2 separate regions of the Homo sapiens genome follow, and region 2 is linked to region 1. A link is an interaction called in ENCODE POLR2A ChIA-PET data of the cell type or tissue named here. Cell type or tissue: Caco-2. All regions are shown on one strand. Links, peaks and the distances in the headings refer to the core of each region. The heading gives the core; the rest is flanking DNA.

The links. Peaks named below come from ENCODE experiments on the same cell type or tissue, not always from the same donor. Only the 100,000 strongest peaks of a DNase experiment are listed, where the experiment ranks them.
Region 2: POLR2A ChIA-PET joins it to region 1 with 5 read pairs; 3 of 35 experiments call an interaction of 5 or more read pairs at or near these places.

Annotation. Positions count from the first base shown.
Region 1 is chr17:66,540,294-66,557,586 of GRCh38, reverse strand. All of the region lies in intron 3 of PRKCA (protein kinase C alpha), which reads right to left. Among named protein-coding and RNA genes, the nearest start is that of PRKCA-AS1, 130 kb to the right of the region's middle. RefSeq lists an enhancer at 5,716-6,599 and silencers at 8,568-8,750, 15,107-15,156. In Caco-2, for the core only: no CTCF peak of the experiment used is centred there; DNase peaks (open chromatin) are centred at 8,796 and 9,166.
Region 2 is chr17:66,234,658-66,249,630 of GRCh38, reverse strand. No RefSeq gene overlaps it. Among named protein-coding and RNA genes, the nearest start is that of APOH, 13 kb to the right of the region's middle. In Caco-2, for the core only: no CTCF peak of the experiment used is centred there; no DNase peak of the experiment used is centred there.

The DNA.
Region 1 (17,293 bases), core at 6,511-11,510:
TGGTACCTATTACATGAGAGAGCAGTTGCACCAACAATTATGTTGAATTTATTCATTCGAAAATCCTAATGAGTAATCTTTTTCTTGAGACATTTTAAGACTTGCATAATTCATTAGACTGTGTACATCTTTTTTTTTTTTTGCACAGGTTTCGCACCCATTCAAAGAGCAACTGTGGGATCATGAGTGATATGTCTAAGAAATGTCAAGCAGGAAATCTATTGTAAGTAGAGTGCATGAATAAAATATATTACTAACAAATTTAGAATCGTAATTTGTATCAAGTTGTCTGTCTCTGTGCAACTTGCTTCACAGAGAGAAGTCTCTGAATAATTCATTATGTCCTTCCCCAAGGCCCTTAAAAAAATCAGAAACACTGTAGATAATATTCTCTCCCTTAAATGAGAAAACAATCACATAAATTATCAAGTTAGATAGCCCTTCTGGATCCTACCTATCATTCCATTTCCAACCAGTTGAAGAAATTCCCTCTCAGCGCAAGGGGAAGGTGGTCACTTGGTCTCTGAATCTAGAGGCTCAAAACTTCATGAAACCATCTAATCCAACTATCAACAGCTCCAAACTGCTGGCAAATTTGCTCCTCCATTGACCCAAATTGCTTTCCTTATCCCCTATCCTGATGCTGTGGGGTTCTTCCCCGGGGAGTATCAGGTAGTAGTGTATTAGTCCATTCTCATGCTGTTATAAGGACATACCCGAGATGGGGTAATTTATAAGGGAAAGAGATTTAATTGACTCACAGATCCACAGGCCTGGGGAGGCCTCAGGAAACTTAAAATCATGGTGGAAGGGGATGCAAACATGTCCTTCACAAGGCGGCAGGAGAGAGAAGAATGAGAGCTGAGCAAAGGGGGAAGCCCCTTATAAAACTGTCAGATCTCTGAGAACTCACTATCATGAGAACAGCATGGGAAAAACACTGCCCCCCATGATTTAGTTGTCTCCAACTGTTCTTGCTCTTGATACAAATCAAGGTGAGATTTGGGTGGGGAAACAGAGCCAGACCATAGCAGATAGCATACCCTCTCCACATTCAACTGCCTTTCAAACATCTCATGAAAGCTTTGAGGTCTTCAAATGTTCTCTTCTTTTGGTTAAATATTTCCATTTCTTTAGCTCCAGGAATCAACATTTTCAATAACCTCTTTAAATAATGTATTATGGACTAAAATGAAATTGCATAGCTGTTGTCACCTAATGCCCATGAAGACTATTGTCTTGACCAAAAAAAAAAAAAAAAAAGAAGAAGAAAGAAAAGATTATTCTCAGAGCACAGGAGGTTAACTCATTTGTTTTAAATGACTCCAGGTACAAATGCATATTTTAGTAGATGTTTTTGGTGATGATGCTAAAACCTTGAATTTTTAAAGTGCCTTTCAGTGAAAGGCCCAAATGTGTTCAAAATGGAAAGCATCCAGGTGGTAAACAGAAACTCGATGCTCAAAGGTGCAGCTCAGTCAAAAAGAGCTCCAGTCCCAGGGAGGAGTCCCCATGGCTGGCTCGCCCATCCAGAGCTCACCTGGATGGATGAATGGCTTCCTTTTCACAGAGCATCTTTCTTTAAAAAGAAAAAAAAAAGTAGTAGAGGAAAATGCATTTGACAAAATAAATGAGAAGGCTCTATATTTAACGACAGGAACAAAAAAATAATTAGTAGCACGCATTGCCAAGGTATGACACATGAAATACCTTTTGTGACTTCTTGGATTCCACACATCTTAAATAGCAACTGGAAGGGAAACCCTTCACCTAAGGACAGTCTAAAATTGCTATGGAAACTAACAGTTTGTCAACTGTGGTAGTTCATAATAGAAGTCTCAGCAATAAAAAAAAAATTTTTTTTTAAACCTGCAATCCAAAGGCTTCTTGTCCCTGTAACTCAAATAAGAACCTGGGTGGAGTTGTTTTCCAGTAGTGTAAGTGGCTCTTAAAGGATAATCTAGGCTACAAGTTGTCTAGAAATTTCTTGGATGAAGTTAGAAACTAGGATTTCTACAAGATATACTTCCAAGGAGGGACATTTGTAAAGAGCATTTATTACACTGGTGGGGAGGCAGCAATCCTGCTTCTCTGTTCAAAGGTGCCCAAGTGAAGTGGGGAAGCGTGTGGCACAAAGGAAGTTAAGGAAGAACGAGGATCCTCCACAAAGATTCTGCAATATGACAGAAAAGCATGTTCTTGGTGGTGAAGGATCTGCAGGTGGCAACTTCCATAAAAGAAGCCACATGTGTGTTGTAGCCAAGAAGTCTGGTTGCGTGGCACTCCATCTGCCACACGCAACAATCCAGAAAGAAAAACAGCCCTTCATAAGCAAGCATTGCATTTAAAATGCTGTGCTGACTGCACAGAAAGATACGATACCTGCCTTCAAAGAATTTACAATCTACTGGCTGGGCGTGGTGGCTCACGCCTGTAATCCCACCACTTTGGGAGGCCGAGGCAGGTGGATTGCCTGAGCTCAGGAGTTCGAGACGAGCCTGGGCAACAGGGTGAAACCCCATCTCTACTAAAATACAAAAACTTGGCCGGGCATGGCAGCGTGCGCCTGTAGTCTCAGCTACTCGGGAGGTTGAGGCAGGAGAATTGCCAGAACCTGAGGCAGAGGTTGCAGTGAGCTGAGATCGTGCCACTGCTCTCCAGCCTGGGCGACAGAGTGAGACCCTGTCTTTAAAAAAAAAAAAAAAAGAATTTACAATCTACTTAAGGTGACAACGTGGAATCACAAGTACAATGGGATGGCATCAACACAGTACTACAAGTGTTTAGAGGCAACAGATAATCCCAACTGGCTGATCCATTCCTGGGGCAAGGAGAGGCCTCCTCTTCAACAGAACACACAGCTTGGGAAGCCAAGAGGAAGGACAAGGCTGTTAATGGGGCAGTGGATGTCATAACCAAACTCCCTTCACATCCATAGATTTAATTTATTTGCTAGTGCCCCCCACCAAAAAAAAGTCCTTTAAAATTAACAGGTCACCCACCTTACCTTCGGAGAGTGAGTAGGATCTCAAAAGGTAGAGGCAGACTAGCAATACAGGGGAGAAGAGCTGTAGGTAATAGAAATGATGTGAGTAGTCACGGGAATGTTCTCTTCCAGCCCAAAGTTTGAAACACAGGCCCCAATGGGAACAAGAAACGTGTCATAGCGTGATTGGTAATGGAGGCTCTAAAAATCTTCTGGGTCAAGGAAGCCTATTGCAGGCTTTCTGACACACAGCCTGGGCTCCATGGCTCCACTGGGACAAGTTCACACCTGATCCAAATTTGAACAAGTCCAAGGCTATTTTTTGAGAAATAACTTTTTTTCTCTCGTTTTTTTTTTTTTTCATAGAGACGGGGTCACACGATGTTGCCCAAGCTGGTCTAGAGCAATTCTCCCACCTTGGCCTCCCAAAGTGTTGGGATGACAGGCGTGAGCCACCATACCTGGCCAGCAAAAAGTCTTAACTCTGCCCTGGCAGGCTCACTTCTGAACACAGGTGTCTTCTTTCTCTTCATGCCAATGTCTGGTGCCCAGTTCTTCACTTACAGGTCTTGTACTTCTCAGCCCCATCATTTTAATAACCTCATGCTGTACCCCAGCCTCTGAACCACTTTAGCTGTCCATCACCCTGTCTGAATTCTACCCCAAAGTCCAAGGTTCAACACTGTACTTTCAAGGAGACTCTCTGGATCACCCCGGCCACACACTTCATCTCCTGAACAATGAGATGGCACCAGCTTTCTCTACTGCTTAAACACTAATGAGAGGCCATGTCTTACACGTCTTGGTTCCCTCACAGGCCCTGGCACGGTACCTGAAAAATGAAAGGATCCACTTCCAAGATGCTTCGCTCATGTCAATGTCAGCAGGAAGACTCAGTTCCTCACCAGCAGCTCCTTCAAAGGCTGCTTGAGTGTCCTCACGGCATGGCTGCTGGGCTTCCCCAGAGCAAGTGATCCAAGAAAAACAGCAATGAGGAAGCTACGATGCCTTTTACAGCTATTCTCAGAAGTCACACACTGTCACTGCTACCATATTCTATCCATTAGAAGCAAGTCGCGAAATCTAGTCCACACTTAAGAGGATAAGAGTTAAGCTCTTTACCTCTGGCAGGGAGGAGTATTCAAGAATCTGTGAAAATATTCCAAAACGTCAGTAGGAGAGCTCAGGGAACACACAAGAGGAAGGAAACTACCTACCAAAGATCTTTCTAGCTATGGAATTATTTATTTGCTAGAGAAGACATTTGATCCAATCTCATTTGAGCATAGGGGAGTCACAATTTAAAAATCATTCATCAGGCCAGGTGCAGGGTGGCTCACGCTATAATCCCAGAACTTTGGGAGGCTGAGGCGGGTGGATCGCTTGAGCTCAGGAGTTTGAGACCAGCCTGGGCAACACGGCAAAACCCCACCTCTACTAAAAATGCAAAAATTAGCCAGGCATGCTGGTACAAGCCTGTAGTCCCAGCTACCTGGGAGGCTGAGGCAGAAGAATCGCTTGAACCCAGGGGGCAGAGGTTGCAGTGAGCCAAGATCACACCACTGCACTCTGGCACCAGCAACAGAGTGAGACTCTGTCTCAAAAAAAAAAAAGAAAATATTCAGATTTTTATAAAATGTAGTTCTTCTAGCTGTCTAGATTTAGATGTTCTACTAAAAAGACATACTTGGGTTCATAAAACTGGTAGGCTCTTAAAACAGTTGTGTCTATAGTGTATTTCATCATACATGGCGGGAGGCGGCATCTGACATGGCTCTCAGTGCGTCCCTGCCTCCTGGTGCTCATGCCCTTGTGTAGTCTCTCCTTGAGTGTGGGCTGGACCTAGTGGCTCACTTCAAATGAACAGACTATGGTGAAAATGTCAGGTTGTCACTTATGTGATTAGAGTATAAAAGACCATGACTGCGATCTTGCTGGTAGTTCTCTCCTGACAGTGCAATCTTGGCTTGGGTGCTTTTAGGAAGCAAGGAGCCCATGGGGCAAGGAACTGAGGGCAAAGTCCAGCCAACAGCCATAAGGAACTAAGGGTCCAGTCTAACGTCAACGAGGAACTGAATCCTGCCATCACATGAGCAGGCTTAGAAGCAGATCCTTCCCCAGTCGAGCCTCAGATGATTAGACTTCTGGGCTGCAGCCCGGGAGAAACCCTCAATCACAAGCACGCAGCTGAACTGTGACCCACAGAAACTGCGAGAAAATAAATGGTGTTGCTTTAAGCCACGACATTTTAGGGACATTTGTTATATGCAATACATAACAAATACATCTTTTTGTTTTGTTTTGGAGACAGGGTCTTAGCTATTACCCAGACTGGAGTGCAGTGGTGCAATCATGGCTCACTGCACCCTCTAACTCCCAGGCTCTGTTGATTCTCCTGCCTCAACCTCCCGACTCATTGGGAGTATAGGCATGTACCACCATGCCCAGCTAATTTTGTATTTTTTCCTAGAGATGGGATTTTGTCATGTTGCCCAGACTGGTCTCAAACTCCTGGGCTCAAGTGATCTGCCCACCTTGGCCTCCACAAGTGCTGGGATTACGGGCATGAGTCATTGTGCCTGGCCAAATACACCTATTGTTTACACTGTACATAAATATATACACTGTAAATAAATCTATAGTATTTGGCATTTAAAGAAACCTCATGGCCCAGGGTTTTATAAAATAACAAAATCCTACACATTTTTCAGAATTCATTAAACTATGCACTTCAGATCTATGCATTTTGTAATATGTGAATTATACTTCATTAAAGGAAAGAAGAGAAAGATAATTCCCCCCTCTCTCTCTCATATATATATATAAATTAGGATTCTCATAAATATGTTTGCTTCAAGTGAAACTTACTGTTCTGCTATGGTAGGCAGCCTCTGAGTTCCCCTCTAATTTGCCCCTGTCCCCTGTCCTGGTACTTAAGTGTTCAAACAATATCCCCCCCTTGAGTATGGGCTGGACCTAGTGACTCACTTCAAGTATATGGAATATAGCAAAAGTGATGGGGTGTCACTCCTGGATTAGGTTATAAGACTGATTTCGTCTGGCTCGCCCTCTCTTACTCACTCTGATGGAAGCCAGCTACCATGCTGCGAGCTGCCCTATGGCGAGAATCAAGGCAGGCTTCCGCCAACAGCTTGCAAGGAACTAAACCCTGCGAAAAGCAGGCTTGGGAATGGGTCCTCCCCTACTCAAGTCTTGAGATGGCCGCAGCCCCAGCCCATACCTTGATTGCAGCCTTATGTGAGTCCCTGAGGCAGACACCTTGCTCAGCTGGGTACCAATTTCTGACCCAAAGATGCTATGAAGCCAAGGCAACATGGCAAAACCCTGTCTCTACGGAAAAGTATAAAAAATTAGCCAGGTGTGGCAGTGCATGCCTGTGGTCCCAGCTACTCACAGGGCTAAGGTGGGAGGATCACTTGAGGCCAGGAGATCAAGGCTACAGTGAGTCATGACTGTGCCACTGCACTCCAGCCTGGGTGACAGAGTGAGACCTTGTCTCAAAAAACAACAATTAAAAAAGATGCTGTGAAATAATAAACATCAATTGTTTTAAGCCACTGTGTTTTGGGGTAATTTACTATATACCAACACAAAATTGATGTAAACGCCCATGTAACTCATGTTATATAGGCTTTAAAAGAAAAGAAGCCGTTTAATAAGAGCTATGCTTGGTAACAAAAGACATTTTCATAAAACACACACAGCTCCCCACTCTTACATGCTCAACAGAATACAGCATTGCAAGCTCTTTGCAAGAAAGACGAATGTGTCGCTTCCTTTCCACCCGCATCGCACCATGGAGGAGGCAGTGAATGAACGGACATTTAATGCTGGCAGGAAGCTTTAATCAGGACTGTGCTTTCCTTTGCCCGCACTGGAGAATCTTTCCCATTTCTATTCCCAGAGCCTTATTGATTGATTGATTGATTTTGAGACAGAGTCTCACTCTGTCACCCAGGCTGGAGTGCAGTGGCACGATCTCGGTTCACTGCTACCTCTGCCTCCCGGGTTCAAGCCATTCTCCTGCCTCAGCCTCCCGAGTAGCTGAGACTACAGATGTCCGCCACCACACCCAGCTAATTTTTGTATTTTTAGTAGACATGGTTTCACTATGTTGGCCAGGCTGGTCTTGAGCTCCTGAACTCAGGTGATCTACCTGCCTCGGCCTCCCAAAGTGTTGGGATTACAGACATGGACCACTGCACCCGGACCCAGAGCCTTCTTTAACCTGCCGTGGAACTTTCAATTGTCAAGAGACAAGGGACAGTCTGTGCAGAAACTTGGCACGTTTTCCCCAAGGACCTACACCCAGGAAGACCTCAAAGGGAAGCCTTTGTGAGAGAATGCTGGCTTAGAAGCAGATGAACATCATCTAACTGGTTTTAGTCTTGGGATCTCATTTTCCATCATGGTTACGTCTCTTCACCCGAGAAAAAAGAGTAAAACTCTGCACGTGTCAGAAAAGCAAGTCTGCGTGTGTGTGAGACACTGGGAAGTATATGAAATACAACAGGCCAGGGATTCTCTCAAGTTGTTCTAAATGGAGATGCAAGTACCCAGGGGTCTTAAGAGTCTAAAGAGAAACATGCAGGGAATTTCAGAGGAATTCCTTGACTGGGGGAGGAGGTAGTGGTGTGTGACGAGAGGTGACTCACATTTCCATAAACTTCATTCCTTTTAGATTTCTTAACCCCCTTCACTTCTTGTTTGGGACCAAGGTGAATTCTGTGCCATCACAATTAAGAAACACACCCCACTGACCACTAAAAAGGGGCAAATAAGAACAGCAACATAGGAGGCAATTAAGGATTTCTTGCTTTAAGAAATAAAATTTCTAGAATGGAAAAATCAGTGTCTTTTTTTACTCCTCTCTCTCATCAGCAAGTGGCTTGTGTTCCTACCAAATACTTTAAATAATTTGGGTTAGAACCACCACCAGAGGAGGTCCAAATGGAATTCACACAACTGCTCAATATCAATTTATGTGAAATCTGTGGTTTCTGCCCCCTTTAAAGTGCTGATTAAAAGCAGGTGGCTACGACACAGGCAAATGCACTGTCATTCCCGTCCCGTGGCCTGGAGAGGTACCAACCTCCTCTAAGACTTCAATCTCTTTAGAGAGGCCTGGGCCACAGGTGATTCTTATTATTGCATGGCAGAAGGGAGCAACCTGCTGAGCTACACCAGACCCTGGCTGGTATCCACCCACCCTGTTATCAGTCACAGAAGCAAATTTGCATTTCCTCACTGGAAAGAAGTTGAGAGCCCAGGCTCTGGACGAAGGACTGAGCATGCATCCGAGCTCCACCCACACCCAATTTACAAACTTGAGCACCTTAATCCATCTCTCTAAGCCTCAGTTTCCCCCTCTGTAAAATGAGGCAATAATGGCACCTGCATGGACTTCCTGTGGTTATTGTAAAAAAAAAAAAAAAAAACTGCCATAAACTTGGTAGCTTAAAATTACAGAAAGTGGCCCGGCACGGTGGCTCATGCCTGTAATCCCAGCACTCTGGGAGGTCAAGACAGGCGGGTCACTTGAGCCCAGGAGTTTGAAACCAGCCTGTCAACATGGCAAAACCCCATCTCTACCAAAAAATACAAAAATTAGCTGGGTGTGGTAGTGCACTTGTGGTCCCAGCTACTCAGGAGGCTGAGGCAGGAAGATTGCTTGAGCCCGGGAGGCGGAGGCTGCAGTGACTGAGCTGTGATTGCGCCACTACACTCCAGCCTGGGCAACAGAGAGAGAGCCTGCTTCAAAAAAAAAAAAACTTGCCGAAACGTATTCGGTAGGCGCTAGGAGGGAATCCAGCTCCCACCTCCTCCAGCCGCCCTGCCTTGTCAGCATCACTCCCATCTCAACCTCACCTTTTCGAAAGTCCATGAGATGGCATTTAGGGCCCATGCAGATAGTCCAGGATAGGGTCACCTCAAGACCCTTTTTTTCCAAATAAGGCAATATTTACAGGTTCCAGGGATTGGGATACAGATATGCATGAGAGAGGGCCACCACTCAGGACACCAGATCACCTATCTTAATGGGTTGTTGTAAAGATTAAGTGAGAAATACCTGTGTGGTACACACAGCTTGGTGCCTGGTAGGCAGCTTGCTAAGTCCTCATTTGTTAGAGGACGTGTCCTTTAGGCATGTGTGTTGAACTTTGCTCACAGTAGATCTCTCAAACATTATAAATCATTTTCTGAGGGGAGGGAGGCGGCAGGAGATGACTTTCTGCCCCTCTCCTTCCTGCCAAAAGGAAGGAAGTGTCAAGGAGGGGCGCCCTCATAGGCACCAGCTGACTCAGCCCTGTGAGGTTTGGTGGCCTTCACCATCATCTCAGTAAATTTTTTGGTCTTTATTTTCACAGCTAAGGAGAAGTGTAAGGAGCTGTAGTTTTTGCTTTATAATGTTCTTCCACTGTCGACTTCAAGGAAATCCCCCCGAACAAGAATCAGCGAAAAGCTCCCTCAGGCTCTAGCCCCACAATTACAGCTACAATTCGTATGGTTTCTGTAATCAGAAAACACTACAACCCTTTAAACATTTCCACATTTAAAAAATGACTTGGGATCTGTGTACAGGCCTAAGAAAAAAAGAGTGGAGCAGCATGTTTTGCAAACCTCTAAGCAGCCAGGATATGTCATGAATGTCCTTCCAATGTTTCTGGTCAAAATTATCTAAAAGATGTTTGTATGGTTTTCTCATGGTAAGTGCTTTAATGTGTCAGAATAAAAAGCCGTAAGATGGTTTCTTTGCTTGCAAATAATTATTTGCCCAAGTAAATATTTGAGTTGAACTGGTGGTATCAAGGGTTATTTTCTACTTCAATGAGGAAATCATCCTATTTTTTTAAGGCATCTGGAAAATATGTCCACAGCCTTCTGTCAATATTTGAAGCTGTCAAAATGACTCTTGATTCTCAAGTAACTTTCGATGAAGTTAACAATGAATAGTCAAGGAACTTACCCAGGGTAGGTAGGATTCATCACAACACCTACCAAGGGAACATTTAGTCATTTATAAACAACTCTCAGTAAACAGTAAGGACTAGTGAAACCAGCACTCAACTTACTGATTCATTGATAACTTCATTTAGTGTACATTCATGGAACAGTGATTATCAGTCTGGTGACATCCTAGATGCTAGGAGATGACTCTCACAAGGTTCCTATCCCCTTGGGAGGAAGAGGATAGACAAATTATCCAGTAAAACGTAACAGGACCTGGGATTGGGACTGAGATTGTGTGTCATCCATAGCAGGGCACAGAGGGAGACCACAGCTGACTGCATTGAGTGATTCAAAGAAGGCAAGACTTGTCTTGGTTTTGAAAGGGAAATAACTGTTTGAAAGATAAGTGGAGGGGAGGGTGTTCAAGTTCAGTGTGAGCAAAGTACAGAGATGTAACATACACAGGCATATCTGGAGACATAAACACGATACCTAAGTGAGAAAGGAAGGTAGATAGGTAAGGGCAAGATCGCTAAGGTAAACTGGTGAAACTCCAGACTACTCAAGACAAAAGGCAAGAAATAACAAGGAGCTCACCTTAGTCAGTAGTAGTAGGAATACAGAGGAGGGGACAGATATGGGAGATGCTACAGTAGCTTAAAGCAATAGTATTTTATGCTTGGCAAAATGAGGGGAAATACAAGTAAACTGTTGTAAGGTTCTTACACCATATGTGATGTGGTATAATATTGTTGGAAAGTAGACTGATTGATTAAAGATTTACATTACAAGCCCTAGATCAACCACAAACAAAACAAAACAAAACACGAAGAGGTAAAACTAATGCTGCGGGTCGTATTGTGTTCCCCAAAACAATATCTCGAAGCCTTTACTCCAGGTCTACGTGAATGTGACGTTATTTGGAAATAAGGTCTTTGCAAATGTAATGAAGTAACATGAGGCCAATATTGGATTAGGGTAGCCCCTAAATCCAATGATTGCTATTTTTATAAGGAAAGAAAGATTTGGAAATGGCAGGCACACACAGAGGGAAGATGGCCATGTGAACACAGAGGCGGAAACTGGAGAGATGCAGCCACAAGCCAATGAACATAGAGGATTAGCGGCAACTAACACAACGTAGGAAAATGCAAGGAAAGATTCTTGCCAAGAGCCTTCAAAGGAAGCATGACCCTGCCAAGGCCTTAATTGTGGACTTCTAGCTTTCAGAACTGTGTATGAATACATTTCTGTTGTTTTGAGACACTCTATGTTAATCTGTTATGGCAGCCTTAGAAACTAATACAGCTAATCATATTAGAAACTAATACAACCAAACATAATAAAATGAAGTAATTAAAAATACTCATCCCAACAGAAGGAAAAAGGGAACAAGAGGATGAACTGAATGCAAATAAAAGGATAGTGGTCATTAAATGTAAATTATAATCCCATGTAAATTAATGATAATTCCATTACATATAAATGGTGTAAAGACTGCAATTAAATGGCAAAGATTGTCACAGCAGATAAAAAAGGACCAGACTACATACTGATACTGTCTATATGAAACTCGTTTTAGACTTAAAGACACAGATATATGAAAAGTAAAAGGATAAAAAACGAAGTATCATGGTAACATTAATCTAAAAGAAAGCTAGACTGGCCAGATTAATATCAAACAGTAAATTTCAGAGCAAAATTAACAAGTCTCAGTAAGGTTTATTCTCATACAAAATCTAATTTACTTTTTTTCCTAAAAGAAAAATGAATATGGTAAATGACTTTCCAATCACATGACACACTTCATATTTTCCACCAACATTCACTAAACACTTGGATTCTGCAGGAAACATTCTGCACTGACTATGATTTCTATAATGATCAGATTTTTTTAATGTTCTTCTCTTTTGTATTTGTAGTGATAAAATTTTGCCTGACATTTTTCCTTGAAGAAAGTAAACATAGCCTGCCACAAAAACTGATATTGACAGAGCCTCAGTGGTTAAGCCTTTTTTTCTCATTAATTCTCCCGATATTTTAGCTCTAGTAATCTAGCCCTAGACAAAAACACTGGTAGCTCACACTCAGGAATGCATGATGTGATGTAGGATTAAAAAAAATAACAGTCTTACTACAAGGATACAAACATTTTTTAAAGTAAAGTCATACAGTATGTAGATAAATTATCTGTTTTTTTGAGACAGAGTCTCGCTCTGTCGCCCAGGCTGGAGTGCAGTGGCACAATCTTGGCTCACTGCAAGCTCCGCCTTTTGGGTTCACGCCATTCTCCTACCTCAGCCTCCTGAGTAGCTGGGACTACAGGCACCCGCCACCACGCCTGGCTAATTTTTTGTATTTTTTAGTAGAGGCGGGGTTTCACCGTGTTAGCCAGGATGGTCTCGATCTCCTGACCTCGTGATCTGCCCGCCTTGGCCTCCCAAAGTGCTGGGATTACAGGCGTGATTCACTGCGCCCAGCCTAAATTATCTGTATTAAACTCCTGCAGCACTGACAAGTAGAAATAACATTTTTGAAAGCTCAGAGAAGTATTTTCCAACATTTGCTTAAGCCTAGAAAAAAGTCTGGCAATCAATAAACATTTGATTAACTTAAATAATGTAACTTTCGGTAAGTTACTTATCATTTCGTGATCTGTAAAATAGAGAAAATAATGGTAATTTATTAACCACCTAAGGAAATCGTAATAATTTACTTTTAAAAAATGATATTGGTGGTCGGACATGGTGGCTCATGCCTGTAATCCCAGCACTTTGGGAGGCCGAGGCGGGTGGATCACCTGAGGTCAAGAGTTTGAAACCTGCCTGACCAACATGGTGAAATCCCATCTCTACTAAAAATACAAAAATTAGCTGGGCATGGTGGCGCATGCCTGTAATCCCAGCTACTTGGGAGGGTGAGACAGTAGAATGGCTTGAACCTGGGAGGTGGAGGTTGCAGTGAGCTGAGATCATGCCACAGTACTCCAGCCTGGGTGACAAAGCAAGACTCACTCCATCTTAAAAAAAAAATGATATTGGTAATTCTTTCTTTGAATAAAGAAGACTAAAAGTACTGTAACAAGGCTTCATGTAACTCTCAATGTAAGGGAGTAACCTCATTTTCTGGAAAACTGAATATTTTCTTTTTATGTACTAAGGCTTGTTTTTAGTCTTTTCTTTTTTAAACCAGCATGTATACAAATATTTCTAAAACGCACTTTAAGTCCCTTGTTTTGTTAAACAAAATATGTCAATATACTTCAACATTTTCTCAATGATCACAGTGGTGACCTAGAATACTAGTGTTTATAGTATTTTGGTTCACAGCATTGGGTTCATGAACTACATGGGGGTCTTCTTCCTAAACTAAGTGGCCATGAGAAATCTTTTGTAGTTGTTGTTTGAGATGGGGTCTCGCTGTGTCGCCCAGGCTGCAGTGCAGTGGTCTGATCTTGGCTCACTGCAGTCTCCACCTCCCGGGTTCCAGCGATTCTCCTGCCTCAGCTCCCCCCACCACCCCAGTAGCAGGGACTACAGGTGTGCACCACCACACGTGGCTAATTTTTGTATTTTTTTTAGTACAGTCAGGGTTTCACCAAGTCGGCCAGGCTGGTCTCGAACTCCTGACCTCAAGTGATCTGCCTGCCTTGGCCTCCCAAAGTGCTGGGATTACAGGCGTGAGCCACAGCACCCAGCCTAGCAATCTTGTTTCTGTACAATTATGGGGCCTGCTGAAGTTCAGTCCTGCTCTCACTGAGTCTACTGTTTTACCATCCTCCCATTTTCTGCTTCTGACATTTGACACCAGAAAGCCAGCAAACCAGGCTTGTTCCAGAACTTTGGGGTGTAGCCTTTTCTATGGTGTAGGGTACATGGACTTCATGATGCCTCTTGGGATTGCTAAGTGTCTAACAATGTTCAATTCTGTCTTCACCACAGCACTATGTTGCTTCGTATTTCTGCATTATAAAATCTGCCTGATAAATAATCCGCTTGTTCCTCTCATATGCTGACAGATTTCTGCATGGTCAATGGAGCTTAGAGTATATAAAATACAAGTCTGGGAGAGTTTCCTTATAGTTCAAATATATAAATTTAATGTTCAAAAGAATGTAATTGTTTCAAGCAACATACTAGTAGACAAGCTGGAACTCACTGATTTCATTTCATTAGTCTCAAATAACAAAGGGTACTTCATAGCATCAAAAGCCAGACCTCACAATAACTTATGTTTTAGTATCTTACAGTATCTCATTATATAAATAATAAAATGACTAGGGTTTTGGTGAGAAGGAAGAGAGAAGAGCCACATGGTATTCAAAGAATGCCAGGAAACCACAAATACTGCATTCTTTTGAACATTAAATATACTTGAACTATAATGGAAACTCTCCCAGACTTACATTTTATATAAATACACTAAGCTCCATTCACTGTGAAGAAAACTGTCGTCATACGGAAGAAAATAAGTTGATTATTTATCAGGCAAAATTTATAACACAAAGTGCTAAATCAGGCACATTGCATTAAACATTATACTGACTATAAACAAGGATAGAAATTACGGAAGTGCATAGCTTTGGAAATTGAGTGAAAATAACAGCATAATTCAACTTTAATTGGATGCCTATAGATGAAACAATAATTGACTCTTAACTGTAACTCCAAGATATTTTATGACTATAACATTTTCTAAGTAATCTACTTGAAAAATACCTCATTGACTCATCAAATCCTATCTTTAAAATGTTACCCTCGTTCCAAGAAAATCACATGCATACACTAGAATGAAATGACTTGTCAAATATAATTTGAATCCAGTAAAACAAAAAAAGCATTAATCTGTACTTTCTCATTAATAGCAAGATAATTTTCCAAGTGAAACACACACAATACAATACACATTTGTTGAGACTCCCCAATGGCTCCCACTTGTCTTTCCAACCTTCATATCCTTCCACAGGCCTTTGCAGAGGAATCCCTTCCGACTATCAGTCTCTGAAGAATTCTCACACTTCCTGACACCACACCTCTACTCAGGGTGCTCTGCCCTCCCTACTTGGGACTATTGTGTCTCCTCACCCAAGTCTTATTGGAACATCTTTCCAGGTCCTTCATAACTGCTCTATTTCCCAAGAAGCCTTCTTGGGGCAGAAATAATCCCTCCTTGCTCTCACCCCCATGGTACTCAGCACCTGGTACTCTCATGTGCGACTTCTATGCTCTGGGTTTTCTCACAGCACACATGGCTTACTAACTGCCTATCTCCCAACCACACACAGGAAGCTCTTAAGGCCAAGTAGCACCACTGTATGTCCACAGAAACTAGCACAAAGACTGTGCACATACAAATTAATTGCAAACCACATCGTGAAAATCCTAAGCATAAAGAAAGAAAAAGGTCATATTTTAATCACCATCTAATACAGAACAGTTTCTTAAGGCCTCTCTGTAATAATTTTAAAGTTAAGGGGAAAATGCTTGGCTCAGTCCACTCCGTATAAACTCCTTAAACATTAACTAGTAATTTTAAAAGCATGAAATGACTTTCTCCCCTGGGGCTTTATATAGAACCATAATAACCGCAACACGAGCTTCAGGACTCTGCAATTGCCTGATACTAAAGTCCCACTGTGAGATTCCACGTGGTGGCTTGTTATCAGCCTTACATAGAACAAATGTGGTCAGCCAAAAATTTACTGTGGGGCTCAAAAACATTTTAGGGGCTCATACAAGCTTAGGGCCTTGACATTTAAGTGATAACTGAGAGGCATGCACTGATAGAAAATCCTCAGAGACTCAGAAGAGTTTTAAACAATGCAGTTGTACATTTTTATAGGGCACATGTTCTGAAACCTCAAAAATAGATATGTAAATGTCATCTGAAGCTGTGTCATTTTTACTTAATTTTTGGCATAACCTGTCGCCTCAAAAAGTCTTTGTGGCTTGTGTATGGCAGGCAAACGGTGTCAGATGCACTTCCAAAGTGCCATGAGGCGTGGACTGGACGTCAGCTCTGCTTTGCACGTGCAATTCCTGCCTGCAGAACTGCAGCTAGCATCTGCTGCCTCTGGCATCTGCTGCCTCTGGATGAGCCTCTATTTGGAAAGTGGGAATTATTTTTTCTTCCACATCCAAGACCAGCAGAGTAGCTTTCAATCCCAGTCAACTGCTCTTTGCCGCAGAAATCAATATAAGCAACAGAGGAAAAAAACAATAAAGGGGCTAAGCCTCCAAAATCTTGCATTTTCCCTTGGCTCGGGCAAAGGTCCCCTCATTTCTTTCAAGAACACCAGAGGCAAGAGTTTGAGGTGGGGGCCGCAGGAGCACGTACCACAAGACCTTCTTACTGAGCCACAATCTGCAGCTAACTCTTGGTCAATCTGTGCAGTGGAGAAGCGGCACACAACATATCAAAATCTAGTTAAAAAATAAAACAAAACCCCTCATGGTCACATCTTTGTTCAAACTATCTTACTAGAGCTCGTGCTTCCAAAGAATCAGATAGACTCATTTGAGAGTCTACTCTAAATCTTGCCCTCCCCTGTAGCTGGAATGGTCCCTAAACAGCTCTGAGATGGCCAGAGAATACCAGTGGAAACAGCTAGTAACAGCCACTTCCTACCTCTGTAGGGTTCTACCAAATACTTGCACATACCTTGTCTTATTTGGTCATTTTCCACAGTGTGGGATACCATAGGTGTGACCATTTTCTCAGCTGAGAAAAGGGAGGCTCAGGGAGTGCACAGAGAAATATACAACGGAATAGGTCCAGGAAGTGCCAGATCTCGAGGTCAAACCATGATACTAATAATTACCCTCGACTGCCTCTGTTGTAAGCCACCATATTCAATCTTTTGATAGACAGAGAAATGGGAGACTCAAACAAGTGACAGAGACAGAACCGGGGGTTTCACACAAGGTCTCACAGAGCCTACAGCCTGAATTCCGTCTCAGCCTAGGAACCCTCTGCAAAATCCAGATGTTTTGCCTTCAGGCCCAGCTGGCCTTCGACCACAGAGCACTCACAAAGTGCAGCAGGGCCCCGCTGGGAGGCCCCACTCCACTCCGAGTGCTGCTTCTAACTGCAGCCCCCGCACGGCAGCCCGCCACCCAACTGACTGCTCTGGGCTATTTATGAGATGGTCCCTGCTCTCGGGAGACGTCCCTCTTTGGATTATTCATCCTCTCCTCACCCCCAAAGCAGCAAAACCAGCACACGCCGTCCCCCCAGCGTCAAGCCCCACTCCAGGGTTTGCAGGCAGCTGCCTCCCTCTCCGCCCCCTCTTTTAGAGACAGTCAGGGCTCCAGACTCTCCGCTGGGCTCTGTGCT
Region 2 (14,973 bases), core at 9,764-14,763, 310 kb after region 1:
AAAAATAAAAAGATATCCCGGCCAGGCACGGTGGCTCACACCTGTAATCCCAGCACTTTGGGAGGCGGAGGCAGGCAGATCACAAAGTCAGGAGATTGAGACCATCCCGGCCAACATGGTGAAACCCTATCTCTACTAAAAATACAAAAGTTAGCTGGGCGTGGTGGCGTGTGCCTGTAATCCCAGCTACTCGAGAGGCTGAGGCAGGAGAATTGCTTGAACCAGGAATTGGAGGTTGCAGTGAGCAGAGATCGCGCCACTGCCCTCCAGCCTGGGCGACAGAGCAAGATTCTGCAAAAAAAAAAAAAAAAAAAAAAAAAAAAAAAATCCCTTCTGTTTCAACCAAAATGCTTACCTTTTGAATGCTACTCTATCTGCTATATGTAGGTCATCTGATTAAATTAGTTCATTCATATTACAATATGAATGAGGCTTAACTTTTCCAGGACATATTTATATTTGTATTTTCTTTTTTTCTTTCTTTCTTTTTTTTTTTTTGAGACGGAGTCTTACTCTTTTGCCCAGGCTGGAGTGCAGTGGCATGATCTCTGCTCACTGCAACCTCTGCCTCCCGGTTTCAAGCTGATTCTCCTGCCTCAGCCTCCCTCAGCCTCCCGAGTAGCTGGGATTACCGGCGTCCACCACCACACCCAGCTAATTTTTGTATTTTTAGTAGAGATGGGGTTTTACCATCTTGGCCAGGCTGGTCTTGGACTCTTGATCTTGTGATCCACCTGCCTCAGCCTCCCAAAGTGCTGGGATTACAGGCATGAGCCACTACACCTGGCCTTTTTTTTTTTTAAGGTAGGGTCTTGCTCTGTCACCCAGGCTGGAGTATGGTGGCACTATCACAGCTCACTGCATCCTTGAACTGGGATCATGCCATTCTCTCACCTCAGCCTCCTGGTTAGTTGGGACCACAGGTGCATGCCATCATGCCTGGCTAATTTTTTTCTTTTGCAGTTTTTTCGTGGAGATGGAGGTTTGCCATGTTGCCCAGGCTGTATCTGTATTTTCCAAAGAGAATTTTATTAGCGGAAGTGAACTTCCAGTTGGCAAGTGTTGCCAGGGAAATGGCTCTGAGCAACGACATTACTTCCCTCATTGCTTCCCTTATCAGTCAGTTAATAGCTATTTCTGGAGCACTGACTGTGTCAGGCACTGGTCTACGTGCTGGGGATGCAGCCAGTAAAGACAGAGTCAGCCCTTGAGAGGCATGTGTTGTGTGGGACATTTATTGGCCATAATAAGGATGGCACCATGTCTGAGAGGCTGAAAAAGAGACCCAGAGCCAGTGAGCGAGACATAGGGTTTATTGAGGACTTCTACATGGAGTGGTCCAGGGGCAGTGAGCTGGACAGGAGAACCGTGACCTGCCACCACACCCAGCTAATTTTTGTATTTTTTATAGAGACGGGGTTTTGCCATGTTGCCCAGGCTAGTCTTGAACTCCTGAGCTCAAGTGGTCCATCAGCCTCAGCCTCAGCCTCCTAAAGTGCTAGGATGACAGGTGTGAGCCATCGCGCCTGGCCTGCCCTGCTCATTTTTCTACATAGCACTTACCTTAACCCTTCATCTATTTGTTTATTATTTATTTATTTTTGTCTTTCTTCTCCCACTATGATGTCAGCAACTTCAGGGTAGAGATTTTGCCTGCTGTGTTCACAACTGTGCCAGCACATGGCTGACCTTGAAGAACAGTCCTGGAGTAAATGAATACTTGGATGAAAAGTAGGAAAAGGGAGAAAGCTGCTGATACAGGTCAGCAGAGCCAGATCACACAGGGCCTAGTAGACCAGGATGGGGAGTTTGCATTTTGTTCTAATTTTTTTTTTTTTTTTTTTTTGGAGACAGAGTCTCACTCTGTCGCCCAGGCTGGGGTGCAATGGCGTGATCTCGGCTCACTGCAAGCTCCGCCTCCCAGGTTCACACCATTCTCTTGCCTCAGCCTCCTGAGCAGCTGGGACTACAGGCGCTTACCACCACGCACAGCTAATTTTTTGTATTTTTTTTAGTAGAGACGGGGTTTCACCATGTTAGCCAGGATGGTCTCGATCTCCTGACTTCGTGATCTGCCTGCCTTGGCCTCCCAAAGTGTTGGGATTACAGGCGTGGGCCACCATGCCTGGCCTTTGTTCTAATTTTAATGTGAAGCCATGGAGCATCTAAGCAGAAGAGTGACCCAATATGTTATTTTAGGATGATCACTCAGTTGAACTTCCAGGGCCTAGAACTTGATGTTATGATTGACAGGATGCACATCACTTTTTGAAGAAACCCACTTCATTGCTGAAAGTCTTTAATTATTAAACATTAGGGCAGGCGCCGTGGCTCACACCTGTAATCCCAGCACTTTGGAAGGCCGAGACAGGCAGATTACTTGAGCTCAGAAGTTCAAGATCAGCCTGGGCAACATGGTGAAATCCGTCTTTACAAAAAAATACAAAAATTAGCCAGGCGTGGTGGCAAGCACCTATAGTCCCAACTACTTGGGGTGGGGGCTGAGGCAGGAGGATCGTTTGAACCCCAGAAGTCGAGGCTGCAGTGAACTGAGATTGTGCCACTGTACTCCAGCCTGGAGGACAAAGTGAGACCCTGTCTCGAAAAAAAAAAGAAAAAGAAAAAAATCCATTTTTTCACACATTGAATCTTTCTTTCTTCTCTAAAACTGGTACCCATTAACCCAAAGTCTGTGCTCAGAATCCACTGAAAACAAGTTTAAAACTCCTTCCACATAATGGTTTTTGAAATATTTGGAGACTTTCTTAGTCTTCTCCAGGGTAGGCTTTCATGATACTTTGACTTATTATCCTGTTACATGACTTTCAGAGTTTTCATTGTCCTTCAGAGAGGTCTGGCTTTTCAGTATGCTCCTGAAGAACTGCCAAACTTTGGTCTGACCAACACAGTGCAAAGCAGTAATTGTGTTCAAGACTGGAGTTTTCTGTGTCTGAACACAGCCTAATTCAATTACACTTCAGCTGTGTCACTAGCAGGTCAGGCTAAACTTGTGGTTGATGGAAACATCTGGAACTTCTTCAAGCTCATGCTGCTTCCTCCTCCACTTCACCTGCATGCTGAGATTTGCAGTGATCTTGTGAAATGTATCCTGTGGTTTCCGGCTGAAGTGGTAAGGTTTTTGAGATCAACTCTCTCTGCGTTCTCTCAGTTGCGTAACATCTGAAAATTTGTAGTTTTGTTCTTATACTTTTTTTTTTTTTTTTTGAGATGGAGTCCTGCTCTGTCACCTAGGCTGGAGTGCAATGGCGCCATCTTGGCTCACTGCAACCTCTGCCTCCCAGGTTCAAGCAATTCTCTGCCTCAGCCTCCCGAATAGCTGGGATTACAGGTGCCTACCACCACGCCCAGCTAATTTTTGTAGTTTTAGTAGAGGCAGGGTTTCACCGTCTTGGCCAGGCTGGTCTTGAACTCCTGACCTCGTGATCCACCCACCTTGGCCTCCCAAAGTCCTGGGATTACAGGCATGAACCACCACGCCTGGCTCTTGTTTTTATTCTTTATCCAATTTGTTGAAGATATTGAACAGAATAGGACTGTGGAAATAATTCTATAGTCTTGTTTTTTTTTTTACACAGTCTCACTCTGTTGTCCAGGCTAGCGTGCAGTGGTGTGATCTTAGCTCACTGCAACCTCCACCTTTCAGGTTCAAGAGATTCTTATGCCTCGGCCTCCTAAGTAGCTGGCATTACAGGCATGCGCCACTACACTCAGTTAATTTTTTGTATTTTTAGGAGAGATGGGGTTTCATAATGTTGGCCAGGCTGGTCTTGAACTCCTGACCTCAGGTGATCCGCCTGCCTCGGCCTCCCAAAGTGCTGGGATTACAGGTGTGAGCTGCTGCATCCAGCCTATTGTCTTATTCTTGAAATTTTTTCTTCTTCGTTTTCTTTTCCAAGATGGAGTCTTGCTCTGTTGCCCAGGCTGGAATGCAGTGGCGCAATCTCTGCTCACTGCAACCTCTGCCTCCCAGGTTCAAGCAATTCTCCTGCCTCAGCCTCCCGAGTAGCTGGGATTATAGGTGCCCACCACCATACCGGGCTAATTTTTGTATTTTTAGTAGAAACAGGATTTCACCATGTTGGGCAGGCTGGTCTCAAACTCCTGACCTCAGGTGATCCCCCCACCTCGGCCTCCCAAAGTGCTGGGATTACAGGCGTGAGCCAGTGTGCCTGGCCTGAAATTTTTTCTTAACTGTCAGCTTTTAAAATAATGAACTGGGGGGTAGAGGAGTATATTTGTGTGTATGTAGTGTGAGGTTCCTTAGCTGTGGGATATTGGCAGACAGACAAAAGTGAAGGTTTTCAAACAGAGCCAGTAGATGAAGGGGACATGCCATGGTGAAGAAAATTAATGAGAGAACACATAGAAACAAAGGGGAAAGCACAGATATTCTTGACAGGTTAAATAATAAGTTGAATTTCCTTTGATCTAGGAGACAAGGGCAGTCATCTGTCAAGCTCCTTGACGTATTTTTGCTTGTTCACATATCCAGACATTGTGAACCCAGAAAATCTGAGGCAGGTCTCAGTTAATTTAGAAAGTTTATTTTGCCAAGGTTGAGGATGTGCCTGCGCCCGTGACACAGCCTCAGGAAGTCCTGACGACATGCGCCCAAGGTGGTCGGGGCACAGCCTGGCTTTATACATTTTAGGGAGACATGAGACATTAATTGCTTTATGTAAGAAGTACATTGGTTCGGTCTGGAAAGGCGGGACAACTTGAAGCAAAGGCAGGAAGACTCAAAGCAGAGAAGTTACATTCTTTTGAGTTTCTGATTAGTTTTTCCAAAGGAGGCAATCAGATATGCATCTATCTCAGTGAGCAGAGGGGTGACTTTGAATAGAATGGGGGGCAAGTTTGCCCTAAGCAGTTTCCAGCTTGAGGTTTCCTTAGTGATTTTGGGGGCTGAAGATATTTTACTTTCACAATATCATAAGACTGCTTCTTAAGATCCATGGTCCTCTCGAAGAGGCCAGTATGAATCAACATCGGTGGGTGTTCATACTCACTTTAAACTTAAAGATTTAGGCCAGGTGGGGTGGCTCAAGCCTGTAATCTCAGCACTTTGGGAGGCTGAGGCCGGCAGATTGCTTGAGGCCAGGAGTTCAAGACCAGCCTGGGCAACATGGCAAAACGCAGTTTCTACCAAAAAACAAAAGAAAACAAAACAAAACCCAAAATTAGTTGGGTGTGGTGACTTACACCTGTAGTCCCAGCTACTTGAGAGGCTGAGGATCACTTGAGTTTGGGAAGTTGAAGATACAGAGAGTGGAGATCATCCCACTGTATTCTAGCCTGGGTGACAGAGTGAGACCCTGTTTCAAAAATAAATATAAATAAATATATATAAAGATTTAAGCTTAAGGCCGGGCGCAGTGGCTCACACCTGTAATCCCAGAACTTTGGGAGGCCGAGGTGGGTGGATCACAAGGTCAGGAGTTTGAGACCAGCCTGACCAACATGGTGAAACCCCATCTCTACTAAAAATACAAAAATTAGCCAGGTGTGGTAGGGCATGCCTGTAATCCCAGCTACTCAGGAGGCTGAGGTAGGAGAATTGCTTTAATCTGGGAGGCGGAGGTTTGCAGTGAGCTGAGATCGTGTCACTGCACTCCAGCCTGGGCGACAGAGCAAGACTCCATCTGAAAAAAAAAAAAAAAAAAAGATTTAAGCTTAAAACAAAAAGCAATAGATGATATTTGTGGGAGACATTCATGCCTCTACTCTCTTAAAAAATAATGAATCATTCCCCAAGTCCTCATTTTACTTTCATATAATCTAGACCTATGGCAGCTAATAAACCTCTGTGGAGTTTGGGTGTTTCATGTTATAGCTATTGAGCAGAACTTTTCATATACAGTTTGTACAAGCAGCTGTCAAATCACTTAGAAGTACCATATCCCAAGCCACAGTTCGGTATCTTACTCCCAAGGATGCCAGTAGATAACTCATCAAATGCTTTACTAAAAGAGGGATATACATTGTAGCTAAAGTGTTGCCCTTTTCTACTAACCTAATAACAATGTCAAAAAACATAATTGGATTTAATTTGTTGAAACCTTCAAATGTTTTGAAGAGAGTTCATATTATTTTTCAGTCATCATTTCACATTCATCTACATACCCATAAACCATTTGTTTAACAATTCATACCATTGGGCTGTGGATTTATGTCAAACTTACTGAGGCTTGGCTGTCAGAATCTATTGCTTTTCCTTCTGTGTCTTCAGGCATCTTTGTGTTCATCGTTTTTGAAAATGTTTTTTTCTCCCATCATGAAATAATACAAACACATTACATAAAATTTGGAAGCAGAGAAAACAAGAAAAAAAAATCTCCTTCTAACTCAAATACTCAATATTTTGGTACACTAACTTCCAGCATTTTTTCTAGATATATTCTTTTTAAAAAAATTTTTAGGCCGGGCATGGTGGCTCACGCCTGTAATCCCAGCACTTTGGGAGGCTGAGTTGAGCGGATCACAAGGTCAAGAGATGGAGACCATCTGGCCAACATGGTGAAACCCCATCTCTACTAAAAATACAAAAATTAGCTGGGTGTGGTGGCACACACCTGTAGTCCCAGCTACTTGGGAGGCTGAGGCAGGAGAATCTCTTGAACTGGAGAGGCTGAGGTTGCAGTGAGCCGAGATTGCACCACTGCACTCCAGCCTGGCAACAGAGAGAGAGACCCCATCTCAAAAAAAAGAAAATCTTTATGTTAAGTTCCAGGGTACATGTGCAGAATGTGCAGGTTTGTGTATGTGGGTATATATTCTTAACAGTATCACAGTGTTGTACATGTATTTTTTTTAATTGAGACAGGTTTTAGCTCTGTTGCCCAGGCTGGAGTGCAGTTGTGTGATCTCAGCTGACTGCAACCTCTGCCTCTGAGTTCAAGTGATCCTCCTGCCTCAGCCTCCTGAGTAGCTAGGACTACAAGCGTGTGCCACCATGCGTGGCTAATTTTTGTATTTTTGGTAGAGATGGGGTTTCACTATGTTGCCCGGGATGGTTTCAAACTCTTGAGCTCAAATGATCTGTCAGCCTCAGCCTCCCAAAGGTCTGAGATTACAGGCATGAGCCACCTCACCCAGCCAATTGTACATGAATTTTAAAATACAATTTTCATTTTATTAGATTGTCCTCCTTACCATCCTATATTGTAAATATTGTTGATAGTGAACTTCCCAGGGTCACAATTACACGTTTTAACAACTTGGAATATGTTTTCCTGGGTTTCTAGCCCCTAAATTCATTTTGGACAGCTAGTTTCTTGTATTATTTTCTAGCTGGACTTTTATTCCATCTTCCTGATATACATTTTTATTTTTCAGTGTGAGTGTAATTTCTTTCTTTCTTTCTTTTTTTTTTTTTTTTTTGCTATATAGGTGTTTTAGTCTGTTCTTGGGTTGCTGTGAAGAAATATCTGAGACTAGAAAATTTACAGAGAAAACAGTTTTAATTGGCTTATGGTTCTGCAGGCTGTTTACACAGCCAGCATTTGCTGGGCTTCTGGAGAGGCCTCCAGGAAATTTTATTCATGGTAGAAGGTGAAGAGGGAGCAGGGAGCAAGAGAAGGAGCTGGGAGGAGGTGCCACACACTTAAACAACCAGATCTCATGAGGACTCAACTCACACGTGCCAAGGAAATGGTGCTACTCCATTCCTGAGAAATCTGCCCATAATCCATTCACCTCTCACCAGGTCACACCTTCAACCCTGGGAATTACACTTCAGCATGAGATTTGGGGGCACAAATATTCAAACTCTACCAATAAGTCAGAAGAAAACTAACAATTAAATAATCGGTCTCTCTCTTTGTCAGCTTTCAACCTTAGGTTTAGAAACTTCATCCTTGTAAATCGGAACAAAAATTGGGCTAACCTTTCAGGAAGGCAACTAGGCAGTATGTTTGAAGATTCTTAAATGTTTTACCCTTTGCTTAAGTAATTCCACATCTAGGACTCTATCCTAAGGAAACAATTTATTCAAAAATTTTATAAAAGGGCCGAGTGAGGTGGCTTATGCCTATAATCCCAGCACTTTGGGAGGCTGACGTGGGCGGATCACTTGAGGCCAGGAATCCGAGACCAGTCTGGCCAACATGGTGAAACCCTGCTTTTGTAAAAATACAAAAAATTAGCCAGGTATGGGTGGTGGGCACCTGTAATCCCAGTTACTTGGGAGGCTGAGACAGGAGAACAGCTTGAACCCAGGAGGCGGAAGTTGCAGTGAATAAGATAGCACCATTGCATCTGCACTCCAGCCTGGGTGACAGAGCAAGACTCTGTTTCAATGAAAAAAAATTTGTAAAAGAATCTTGGTTGCTCTGCCTATGGGGAAGCCATTCTTTTACTCCTTTACTTTCCTAATAAACTTACTTTCACTTAAAAAAAAAAAGAATCTTAACTGTACCTTTATTCATAATGGTGAAAGATAGCACCCAAATATCCCAAAGTAAAGAAATGGTCAAAATAGAGAGCATCTACATGATGTAAGATTGTGTAGACATTAAAGAAAAAAGCAAGCTTTGAAGACACAAATAATAATCTGGGAAAGTGCTCATGATATGAAAATAAAATATACAACAATATACCGAATATGATTCCAATTCTGATTATGACATATACAAATGCTGAAAAGAAATAACCCTAAATGGTGATATTATAGGATTTTTAGTCATTTCCTGTTTGTTTTCCAGATTGATTTAAATGATACTGTATTACTCTCATAATGAGAAAAGTATAATTCCATATGTACGAATCATCTTCCTTGTGAAATACAATAACTCTTCCTTCCTCTTTCCATCCTGACTTCTACACTTTATTGTCTTTGCATTTTTTCTGATCTTTATCACATCTTGGATTTAGTTTAGTCAGCTGAGCTCCTGACATTTTATGGACTTGGTTTATACTGTACTTCGTTTTTTTTTTTTTAATTTTTTTTGAGACAGAGTCTTACTCTGTCACCTAGGCTAGAGTGCAATGGCACTATTGCTGCTCATTGCAACCTCCACTTCCTGGGCTCAAGCGATTCTCGTGCCTCAGCCTCCTGAGTAGCTGGGATTACAGACGTGCACCACCATGCCTGGCTAATTTTTTTTTATTTTTAGTAGAGACGGGGTTTCTTCATGTTGACCAGGCTTGTTTCGAACTCCTGGTCTCATGTGATCCACCTGCCTCGGCCTCCCAAAGTGCTGGGATTACAGGCATGAGCCACCGTGCCCGGCCTCTATGCTGTACTTCGAATTCATCCCATGTAATATTCCCCTTCCTCCATCCTTTTTTTTTCTTTCCCAACCTGAGCTCATCAGAAAAACTTCCTGGGAAGTCATATTAGTTTCTCTGGCTGCCTCCTCATCTTCTGCACCAGATCGTCAGCAAATGCATTTCCAGAATCTTATTATCAAGCTCTCATCTGTTAAACCTCATTCCCTTTTAGGTTTTCTGGTGATGAGATCATCCCCATAATTTCTTTCTAATTCTCACAATATGTTTTTCTAAATAGTCCGTGACACTTGTGTGAAAGGTCTCAATGTTCTCTTCTTCTTTCTTTCGAGATGGAGTCTCACTCTGTCACCCAGGCTGGAATGTAGTGGTGCGATCTCAGCTCACTGCAACCTCCACCTCCCAGGTTCAAGTGATTCTCCTGCTTCAGTCTCCTGAGTAGCTAGGACTACAGGTGCGCACCATCATGCCCAGCTAGTTTTTGTATTTTTAGTTGAGACAGAGTTTCACCTTGTTGGCCAGGCTGGTCTCCATCTCCTGACCTCATGGGATCTGCCCGCCTCGACCTCCCAAAATGCTGGGATTACAGGTGTGAGCCCCCATGCCCGGCCTCAGTGTTCTCTTCTTTGTATTCCAAAGCATCATGGCCTTTTTGTCTCAAACTTGTCCTAACTCAGAACTTCTTGTGAAGCAGGAAAATGAAGTGAGCTGGGGGGCTGATACCAGACTCTCACACTGGGACTGGACAGAGGGCTGAGATGATCCAGCCAGCTGAACAGCTGACTCTGGAGGGACTGGCTGCAATTTGTGGTGGTCATTGGCTGAGAGTTGGGTGACATAATGACCCTACTGAATGTCGCAGAAACATCTATATTATTTTCTATACCAAGATAAGTTGGGGAGACTTACAATTTTGCTACTCATGGGGACTAAAACCGGGTAAGCAGTATCATTATGGGACGCTCATTTAACCTGCATGAACCACATGCCTACCTTTGTGTGATTTTGTGTAGGAATTTCAAATTCTTTGGAGTAAGACATCAGAGGCATGTATATTAATGACAAGAAGAATGTTAATGAGAACTAACTTTCATTAAACACTCATTATAATATCACCACTTAGGGTTATTTCTTTCAGCATTTGTATATGTCATAATCAAAATTGGAACCATATTCAGTATATAATTATGTATTTTATTTTCATGCCATAAGCAATTTCCCAGATCATTATTTGTGTTTTCAAAGATTGCTTTTTTTTCTTTAATGACTACATAATCTTACATCTTGGAGATGCTCTCTATTTTAACCATTTCTTTGCTTTGGGATATTTTGGTGCTTACTTTCACCATTATGAATAAAGCTACAGTTAAGTATCCTGCCTGCATTCTAATTGAATCCTGACTACACCCATTTGAAGGGGGATTTGTTTATTTATTTATTATTTATTTTTTGAGACAGAGTCTTGCTCTGTTGTCAGGCTGGAGTGCAGTGGCGCAATCTCAGCTCACTGCAACCTCCGCCTCCTGGGTTCAAACGATTCTCCTGCCTCAACCTCCTGAGTAGCTGAAACTACAGGTGTGTGCCACCATGTCCAACTAATTTTTGTATTTTTAGTAGAGATGGGGTTTCACCATGTTGGCCAGGATGGTCTCCATCTCTTGACCTCGTGAGCCACCCCTGTTGGTCTCCCAAAGTGCCAAGATGACAGGCATGAGCCACCTGCACCTGGCTGGGGGTTTTATTTATTATCTCCATTTTAGACATGAAAACTTGACTAGAGAATGTTACTTGCCCAAGATGACACAGCTACTAAGAGGCAGAGCCAGGACTCCAACTCAAGTATACGGTGATTAAAACCTCTGTCCTTAGCCATGACACCATGGTCTTGCCACAGTGATGAACTTGCCCCCATTCTCTGATGGGGTCACTCTATGAAGAGCCAGAGACTATGCTCCTTTTTCTATTTGGTGCACACCATCCTCCACAGACTCAATATCACAATTATATCTAAGCACCTTTCTCCAAATCCAATCTAACACGTAACATATGGGTTGGTGAATTTGCCTAGCAAAATTCCTGCCAGTTTCTAAGTAAAGACTTTGGCCCCTAGCTAGGACTCCGTTCCTCTGGCATTTCAGGCCTTGATTTCGGGGAAAAGGGGAAGGAAATTCCTTCCTTCTAATGTATGCTTCACAAGAGCAGCACATGTTCTGGTTCATCAGAATGGCCAGTTTCATATTGTTCATCTCACAGATGAACACCACAGAAGATGCCATTGGTTTGGAGAGTGGAATGAATGGAAGATGAGTTTATGTGGCAACATACTACGGTTTTTCTTCTTCCAGTCTCTCTTTCTCCCTGCACTACTCTCTGATCCCAGTGTGTCTTCTACACTGCTATCGATATACTTTCGAAAATACAAACCTGATCCGGTTCCTCCCCTTCACCGCCTTCAAGATAAGTTCTAATTCCTAAACGTGGCTTACAAGAGCCTTTGCCAGCTGGGTGCGGTGGCTCATGCTTGTAATCCCAGCTCTTTGGGAGGCCAAGGCAGGTGGATCACTTGAGGCCAGGAGTTCGAGACCAGCCTGGCCAAGATGGCAAAACCCCGTCTCTACTAAAAATACAAAAATTAGGCCCAGTGTTGTAGCTCCGTAGCTAAGGTTCTCTCCTTTCACAGTGGTGGCCCGTGTTCGATTCCTGGCTTAGAGAATGAGTACTTTCTGGTTAATATCTGTGTGACTTTTGGGGCTGGGTATGGTGGCTCATGCCTGTAATCCCAGCACTTTGGGAGGCCAAGGCAGGCAGATCACTTGAGGTCAGAAGTTTGAGACCAGCTTGGCCAACATGGTGAAACCCTGTCTCTACAAAAATACAAAAATTAGCCAGGTGTGCTGGCATGCCTGTAGTCCCAGCTACTCAGGAGGCTAAGGCAGGAGAATTGCTTGAACCCAGAAGGCAGAGGTTGCAGTGAGCCAAGATCACACCACTGCATTCTAGCCTGGGCAACAGAGTGAGACACTGTCTCAAAACAAAACAAAACAAAACAAAAAACAAACAAAAAAAACAAAAGAGCCTTTATCATCTAGTTCCTACCCACTCTCCACCTTTGTTTGCTGCTATTCCTTACCTGAAATATTCTGCACCAGCAACACTCAACAATTTGCAACTGTTGGGTGCATGATGCTGTTTTATGCCTTTGCTCTTTGGCAACAACCTGGAACATCCTCATCATTGCCACTACATCCTTATGTGCGGGGATACACATGCATCTGACACTTTCTTCTATGATTGTAATTGTAGCATTGTACCTCAGTCTTAGTAAACTGCGAACTCCTTATAGCCAGTAGTCAACTCTTGTTTATTTCTGAAATTCTGCTATCAACCACAAATTACAGCTTAGTAAGGGCTTAGTAGCAGTTTGTAAAAAAATAAAATAAAATAAAAAAGAAAGCCTGGGCACGGTGGCTCATGCTTGTAATCCCAGCACTTTGGGAGGCTGAGGCAGGCAGATCACTTGAGATCAGGAGTTTATGACCAGCCTGGGCAACATAGGGAGACCCCCATCTCTACAAAAAATAAAGAAATAAGAAATAAGGCTGGGCGTGGTGGCTCACGCTTGTAATCCCAGCACTTCGGGAGGCAGAGGTGGGCAGATGACTTGAGGCCAGGAGTTCGAGACCAGCCTGGACAATATGGCAAAACGCTGTCTCTACCAAAAATACAAAAAATTAGCCAGACATGGTGGTGCAATGACTTGTGATCACGCCACTGCACTCCAACCTGGGTGACAGAGTGAGACACTGTCAAAAACAAACAAACAAACAAAAAACACCCAAATAAATAAATAAATAAAAGCATTAATGGCACTTAGGAGAAAATGCACAAGAGACTCAGAGCTGTGTCATATTCAAAGTACAGAAAATAGTCTCACTTGGCAAGGGAGAAAATGTATGTGGTAGAACCGTATTAGCTGAACTTGTCTTAGGTGAACATTGACGTGCTAGATCAGTGGATCTTTATCCTTACTTCAATCATACTTACCTGGACAATTGTTTTAAAAATCACTATACCGGCCGGCCGCGGTGGCTCACGCCTGTAATCCCAGCACTTTGGGAGGCCAAGGCGGGTGGATCATGAGGTCAGGAGATCGAGACCATCTTGGCTAACACGGTGAAACCCCGTCTCTACTAAAAATACAAAAAATTAGCCGGGCGCGGTGGCGGGCGCCTGTAGTCTCAGCTACTCGGGAGGCTGAGGCTGGAGAATGGCGTAAACCCAGGGGCGGAGCCTGCAGTGAGCAGAGATCGCGCCACTGCACTCCAGCCTGGGTGACAGAGCGAGACTCCGTCTCAAAAAAAAAAAAAAAAAAAAAAAGCACTATACCCAGAAATTATGAGTATTGGTATTTTTAACAAACAATTGGGAACATCTACTATGCAGCCAAGGATAAGACTAACTACTCTAGATAAAAATAGAAATTGCAACATATGGATATTAGTTTTTTCAAGGTAAAAGCTACCTGTATTCAGAGGATCCCAGTGTCCACACAAAAATGTCCCAGTGCTGACTTAGGCCCATTATTGATTTCTAGACATATTTAATCATGCCCATTAAGCCCTGTGACATGTTTATACCCCTTATAAATGCATATCTAGTTCCTGACATATTTTATCATAAAGAGAAGGCATTTGAATCTTTTCTCTGAAATGTGGTTGGTAGATATTGACTAGAATTCCAACTCAGAAGGAGACAACATTGAAAGTAGGTTTTTAAACAAATAATCTAAACTGTTGCTAAATGTTTAATATCATGGTCAAAGTCTCTGCTTGGGAAGTAAATAAGAAAGTTTTTGAACATGTGATGCAATGTGGTTTCAGGAATACAAAAACCTTGGACTCTGAATCCAGGTCTCTATAGTTTAATTTACAAATTAGCGTAAGAAACGCTATAAAGTCATTAACAGTTTCAAAAGACGAGGTCCCATGTTACTTGTGATAAAAATGTTGTTATTTTATATATTCTTAAATTCTCAGGTATTCTTGATCATGCTTGTATATATATATACGTATATTTTATATATTATATATATTATATATACATATATATTATATATATATTTTCAGATGGAGTTTCACTCTTGTTGCCCAGGCTGGAGTGCAATGAGTGATCTCAGCTCACTGCAACCTCTGCCTCCTGGGTTCAAATGATTCTCCTGTCTTAGCTTCCCAAGTAGCTGGGATTACAGGCGCCCGCCACTACACCCGGCTACTTTTTTGTATTTTTAGTAGAGATGGGGTTTCACCATGTTGGCCAGGCTGGTCTCGAACTCCTGGCCTCAAGTGATCCACCTGCCTCATCCTCCCAAAGTGCTGGGATTACAGGTGTGAGCCACCATACCCGGCCTGTTAAAATATATTAATAGCATGTTAAGTGTAACATTAAACCCAAGAGTTGCCAATCTTTACTGATGAGTATAAACCCTGAAAATACAAGACAGCCACTTGATTTGCCAAAATTCCATATTTTTTAACAGTTTTTCCACTTGCTCTGCCAAATAAAACTTCAATGGTAAGTTTAAATGTGTCTTTAAAACTGTCATTTAACATTGGTAAGCAGCCAGCTCCTCAGTTATTATCATAGGTTAGTTTTGGGAATGTGAATCGAAGTGCGTGGAGGGAAGATAGATCAGTTAACTGATCAACCAGATGGTGCTAAAGTTAT